2 separate regions of the Homo sapiens genome follow, and region 2 is linked to region 1. A link is a contact called in ENCODE Hi-C or POLR2A ChIA-PET data. All regions are on one chromosome and are shown on one strand. Each heading gives the region's core, a stretch centred on a gene start or an enhancer-like site at or near the end of the contact. The rest is flanking DNA. Distances are from core to core; before and after follow the strand shown.

The links. Hi-C counts contacts between places; a loop is a spot of excess contacts on that map. ChIA-PET counts read pairs that join two places held with the same protein, here RNA polymerase II (POLR2A). Pooled maps may share reads with other maps.
Region 2: a loop to region 1 is called in a pooled map, with 6 times the contacts of the local background. The contact joins the promoter of RFX7 here to the promoter of LYSMD2 in region 1. A Hi-C loop is called at or near these places in 1 of 37 single-sample maps with no recorded cell type and 8 of 50 pooled maps. POLR2A ChIA-PET finds 5 or more read pairs at or near these places in 1 of 52 experiments (B cell).

The regions. Positions count from the first base shown.
Region 1 is chr15:51,736,051-51,739,198 of GRCh38, reverse strand. LYSMD2 (LysM domain containing 2) reads left to right here and starts at 1,544. Exons shown (of 3, transcript NM_153374.3): 1 at 1,544-1,849. The coding sequence starts at 1,577. RefSeq lists silencers at 1,226-1,665, 1,676-1,815, 1,886-2,095.
Region 2 is chr15:56,242,544-56,245,651 of GRCh38, reverse strand. It overlaps RFX7 (regulatory factor X7), which reads left to right and starts at 1,773. Exons shown (of 10, transcript NM_022841.7): 1 at 1,773-2,207; 2 at 2,365-2,527. The coding sequence starts at 2,367. LOC124903569 (laforin-like) reads left to right here and starts at 834. Exons shown (of 3, transcript XM_047433428.1): 1 at 834-918; 2 at 1,473-1,669; 3 at 1,770-2,301. The coding sequence starts at 834. The coding sequence ends at 2,219. It also overlaps a transcript of TEX9 not described here. RefSeq lists enhancers at 1-509, 748-797, 510-1,155, 1,156-1,801 and silencers at 1,048-1,097, 1,588-1,877, 2,028-2,087, 2,178-2,247.

The DNA.
Region 1 (3,148 bases), core at 295-2,794:
ATACTAAACCAGAGGTATTAATACAAACCTCTTGGAGTTCAAAGAAGAAACAGTAACAGTTGGGCAGGTGGGAAAAAGGGACCATTGGGAAGAATTAGGAAAAATCTCATGGAGGATGTATCATTTGAGACAGACCTTAAAGATTTAAACAATGTAATAGAGGGTACTGGAAGAGTGTTACCATTGGAGGGAATAACATGCAAGGTATGAAAGTAGGAACAAGGAGGCCAGTTTCAGAGGCTCTGTTTGGCAGGAATATGTAGAGTATACAGAATGAGTTATAGATGGGGTATGGTCAGACCATGAATAATAAAAATAGAAATAATAGCTTGAATGCCAATGTAGGTTTTTAGTAATGCTGTTGTCCCCAGAGAGCCATTGTAGGAGTTTTGAGTGGGATGGTGTTGTGGAAGCTTGCTCCTCTCCCATCCTTTCTCTCCTGAGCAATATTAGCTTTGCCTCTGTCCAGCACAGCAACATACCAAAACTTCAGCCAACGAATCAAACCCCCAGGCTCCGGACCTTCCTACAAGGTACCTCTTCTTGGAAAGCTGTCCAAAATAACACAGAAACCAGGCACTAGATGCTAGTAAATGTGTACCCACTCTGTGTATAATACAGTGTGTTGAAAGGGTGTTCAAGAGTAGACGGTGTTCAAATGAAGAGTACAGATAAGAGGTCTTTGGTGGTTATAATATTAATAGCAATACGGGGCAGGGAGATGCGATTTCAGGGTGTCAAAGAATAAACTGACGAAGAGAAGATGAATGCAGACAGTAAATTCCAACTACTGAGCCTGGAGAATGAATTGTATGTGGCCAGCCTTTCGAGGCAGCCAGGACTTAAATTGGCACTAGTGTACAAAGTGTGAAACCCGAACAACTAGGGGGGTTATTTTGAGGCCACCCATTAGGCCTTAGAAGCACTATCCCTCCTAGTGCAATGTTGAAAGGACTGGACTCTGAGGCTGTTGAGATGGACCTGGAGAAGCTGTCTGTGTGTGTTTGATGATCTTAAGTTTTACTGTGACGTGGACTTTGAGGTCACTGGGGTGGGGGGAGGGAAGTACCCTTGGCATTGGCAGAGCTGGAAGGTCTGTGCAAGCTGGCTCCTGCTGGGGAATCAATAAAGGAGGCAGAGCAACGCTTTTTTTTTTTTTCGCCGTGGCCAGGGCAGGGTTCTGCCAGGGCTCTATCGCCAATGGAGCAGGGGTCCACCTGGGGCCTAGGACGCCTGCAGATAGCCCTCTCTTAGCCCCAACGGCCGCGGGCTTCAGCGCTCCCCGGCTCCCTCGCTCTGCAGGGTCTTCCCGGTACCGGCAGGCCGCGGCGGGAGCTGCTTTCGCTCTTAACCTTGCAGGTGCGTGTGCCGCGGGCGCCCGGGGCAGGCAGGACGCAGAGGAGGAGGCGCCCGCCATGCCCGGCCTGCGGCTCCCCGCCTCGGCTTCCCGTCCGCCGCCCCCGCGGAACGGCCTGCTGCAGCCCCTGTGAAGAGGAAGAGGCGGCGGCGGCGGCGGAGGAGGAGGAGGCGCCGCCCCCTTGGCAAGCTCCCCGACCCGGCGGCCTCGGCAGGACCCATGGCGGATTCCTCGCCCGCACTGTCCCTGCGGGAAGGCGGCCCCCGCGCGCCGCGGCCCTCGGCCCCCTCGCCGCCGCCGCGCTCGCGCTCCGGCTCCGAGTCCGAGGAGGCCGAGCTGTCGCTGAGCCTGGCCCGCACCAAGACCCGCTCGTACGGCAGCACCGCCAGCGTGCGGGCGCCGCTGGGCGCCGGCGTCATCGAGCGCCATGTGGAGCACCGGGTCCGCGCGGGCGACACGCTGCAGGGCATCGCGCTCAAGTACGGTGTCACGGTGAGCAGGGCGCGCCGCCGCGGCCCGGGCTGGCAGCTACCGCGCAGGAGGCGGTGCGGCTCGGGGTGCGGTGGGGGTGGGGGTGGGACTGCGGGTGGGGGTTTGGGGGATGGGGAGTCGCAGGGACGGCCGTGCGTCCCCGGGCGGCTCGGCTCCCAGGGCTCGCTCAGCGCGCGCTGCTGGCCACCGCAGTGGTCGCCAAAGCTGGTCCTGCAGCGGGAGGGGCGGACCGCCAGGGCTCCCTCCCTAGGTAGCTGCATCGAGTTCCCGGTGCCCCGCCCAGGCTCAGACTAGATCTGTCGCGTGAGGGAGGCCGAAGAGGACTAGGGCTTTGGCATCCCCGTGAACCACCTTCACCCAATTTGCAGGCCCCATCACACTACTCTATATTTACGCAAAGCCCAACTGAGGTGAATTTTGTTGTCTGTGAAAACAAGCTCCGTGATGAGTCAGGAATGGTGCAGTTGTTCCTACTGGGTGGTTCTGGTTCTATCGATTATGCTTCTTTATGTAGAAGTGAAATTACACCCTCTGGGCTCACTGGCAACCGCGAATGTGACACCTGTCGCTAAGCAGCAGCCAAGAACTGTGGTGAGCTGGAGGGCTGCGTTTATTACAAATTTATAAGTGTGTGTGTCTTGGGTGTATAGCATTACACCTCTGGGAAGAACATGGAAACCTGAGGGAACAAATTGTTTCATTAAAATTACTTATAATTAACTGTGAGCTATGTGATGGCCTTTTTACATTTGGGATCTGTATCAGTTTTCAGTGTTCTTTCCTGAAGCACCTTAGACAGCAATGGGAAGAAAGAGGATCTTATCTATATCTTTCCCTTAAAGTGAAACTCTTTCTGGCCCTTTACCGAATGAAGGAGCATCAGTATGAAGGAGAATGTATTTTGCATATTTAAGCCGGTATATGTTTACCTATCAGGTCCTTCTATCTTTGAAATATTTTGAAAGGGACCTTGCTGTGCAGTCATGTATTGACTCTATCATGCCATGGAGAGCCCCATTCTGCCCTCTTGGGAGTTCTATACATGTGAACATAGAGCTACAATTCTCTATGTGCCTTAATGGGGCCTGGTTTGAGTCAGAGGCAGAGGAAAGCGAAGTTGGGAAATACCAGTAGCTACCCTCTGCTGAATGCCTCCTGTGTGGCAGGCATTGCGTTTGTCTTGTTTCATCTTTATCTTATTTAACTTTCACAATAAGCCCAGGAGGTAGGTGTAATTAATCTTTTTACAGATGAGAAGATGGATGAGAGGTAAGGATATTTTCCAAGTATGATCATTCA
Region 2 (3,108 bases), core at 524-3,023, 4.5 Mb before region 1:
GTATGGAAAGTGCTAGTCTGGCACACAAAGTGTTCAACAAACATTAGCTATTTTTATCCTTCAAAGCTTCTGTCTAGTGCACACCATGTCTATCAATTAGGTCCACAAAAATACTGTCTTTACACACCCACATGAAGATATGTATGCAAAATGAATGTCGTAAACCACCTATAGTTTCCTAAAGTGGCTAAGCTAATAGAGACCTTAGAGTATGGAAAAGGGGGCTCATTTGTGTGATGCAACTCGTGCAATGGGTAGTTGGAGCACAGCGTAATCCAAGAGGCCCCGGGGGCGGGGGGGCGGCTTATTTTGCACACAGGTGTTCTTCCTCCCTGCACCCCCACCCTCAACCCTCACCACGTGCAAGCATTCAGTGTGAGTCTGGGCCTTAAGTCTGTGGGCCAGGAGAGAGGGCACAGTGGACAAAAGCAAGAGGGTTTCAGGCCAAGGCAGGGAACTGAGAACTCAAAGGCCAGGCAACCCAAGCCAATCAGATTCACCATCCACTAGGAGTCTAAAAGGTGGCAGAGCCCCACAGCCCAAAGTCCACACACAGCAGGAAAGTGGCCAGAGGATCTAACAGGTAGAAACCTGATAGACACTCTATCAGAAAAGTTAAAGCTGAAGGGCTCATAACACCCACGGGCCCAAAGAAAGGTCAGTGTGAGCTGAACAGCTGTTCCATTTGGTGCCAGAGGCCTTGGCTGTTGTATTCTACATCCACGCAGCCTCCCTGATCAGCCCCACCTAGAAAAGCCAATTCTTCTGCTCTTAAAGGAGACTGACTTATTTGTGGCAAAGCTATCATTTAGGTATGAATGGGAAGGGGGGGAATGGTGCGGAGTCTGCGGGGGGAGGGCGGGTGTTCAACGGGCTCCAAAGGAAGGAGCTCGTGGCTGACGCCTGAGCCTCCATGTTGTGAGTACTACATGCGTTTCTTTCAGAGGCAGGCAGTGGCCTTGGCTGCAGGGACCCTGACAAGCCGCGACTTGAGCTATGCTTTAGAGCCTGGGTGGAATTGGGAGCGGTATAAAGGAGGGAGGGCATTCCTGGAAAGGGGGTGGGGTGGGGTGGGGAGGTGGAGGGGAACAGCATGAGCAAAGGCACGAAGGAAGAATGAATCTGCTGCGCGTTGAGGATGGCATGGAGACTTCCCTGATTGGAGCCGGGAGTTCTTGCAGGGGGATGGAGGCCGCTATGATTGGATAGTTAAAGTGGGGCCAGATTTGGAGGGCTTTGAATGCCCGACCGAGGAGCACTCAACCCAGCTCCTGACTCGCGATTTCCGTTCAAGACCGAATTACCTAAAGGGTGGTTAATTCCAACGGGTGTTCTTCTTTGGGGGCTTCTGAAAAGTCAGTTTATCGTCTTACCTGCTTCAGTTCTCTTCATTTACTCAGGGAGGAAGTAATCCTCACATGCATGTGCAGGGGAAGGGGGATAATGTTGATTTCTCTTTACTTGCTTTGAAGATGCCTCCCCCGCCCAAATCCCATTTCCACGCCAAATATTATTAAATTTGGTTTCTCCTCCTCCTCCTCACGCAAGTTCTCTTTCTCTCGCCAGCACCTCCCCCACGTTTTCCTGCTCTCCACCAGCCGGGCCGGACTCCTCCCGGCCCCCAGCGGCGCGCTTCCCTGGCCCGCTGGCCCGCGCCGCCCTCCGCGCCGTGCGCCCCCATCCCGGCCCGTCGCGCCCGCGGCCCGCACACCCTGGTCCACGCCCCCCGGCGGAGCGGTAGGTGTTGTGCGGTCTGCGCCGGGCCGCAGTGCGGCTGCGCGCACTGGGCTGCCTCCGGGGCTGGCAGGGCAGCGGCGGCCGCGGCGGCGGCGGGGCCGGGAGCGAGCGGCGGCGGCGGCGGCGGCGTGGGGAGTGGCGTGGAGCGGTGCCTGGGGCTGCAGCAGCACGGGGACCCGGCAGTAGAAAGCCCCGGGGACAAGGAAGGAAGGCTTGGCCGCCAAATCCCTGAGCAACCGTTCTTCTTGGATTTTGGGGGGAGCCTGCCCCCCCCACTTCGTCTTCAAACGCCCCCATCTCACCCCCCCACAGCCCCGGCCGCTGACGGGAGGAGGCGGCGGCGCCAGCGGGGGGCTGAGGGGCGCCGCCATGCCTCTCCCGCGGTGAAGCGCCCCGGCCGTGAGGAGCCGCTGGTCTCCCCGGTGATGTTCCCCAGGCGGCAGGCGAAAGCGACTCACTCGAGCCCTGGGGTAAAGGCCTAGCTTATCCAGCTTCCTTCCTCCTCCTCCTCCTCTTCCCCTCCCCCTCCCCCTCCTCCTCTCCCCCCTTCGTCCTCCCCTCCCGGTCTCTTCCCTCACCCTTCCCCGCGCCCCCATCTTTCCCTCCCTCCCTCCCACCCCTCTGCAGCGATGGCAGAGGAACAACAACAGCCGCCACCACAGCAGCCTGATGCCCATCAGCAGCTTCCCCCCAGCGCCCCCAACTCGGGGGTGGCCCTGCCAGCCCTTGTGCCCGGGCTGCCAGGGACAGAGGCCAGCGCGCTGCAACACAAGATCAAGAACTCCATCTGGTAAGAGGATCCTCCATCGCTCGCGTGAAAAAGCCCAGGCACATTTCTGCTGCAAAGTGGGTGGGGGGCGGCGGGCGGGGGGAGCGGAGGAGGAGGCTGATGCATTCATTGAATGTGGCTTTCCCCAGTCGGGTGCACATTTGTAGGATCTCTGGAGGTGTGCGGACTTTGCATCAATCAGCCCCTGTCTTCTTAGCTAAAAAATGCTTTTACCCCTTCCTCAATTGTGAGTGCAGATAAACAAGTTTTTTGGTTTTATTTTTTCACTCATTGTAACAGAAATATGGGTCGAAATTAAGTCATATTGCATGATGGTGGCATGAATTTGGAACTGGAGAATGTGAAATGTGTTTACTCCTTTTTGCAGCCATAGAAGGAGGAAGAAGTGTATTGTGAATTTTCACCAAACAGATACTGTGCGTAAGAATATTAATATGCAGCACAAAACCTAATGTGTCTCTTCCTTTCAGTTGGGTTAGCTGCTATTTCTGAATGTTTTTGCCTCCCTTATCCTAATATTAAATTTCTTTTTCAGGGAGTTTATTCTTTGCATTGATTGTGAAGAAAGTGCTTTTTTAGTA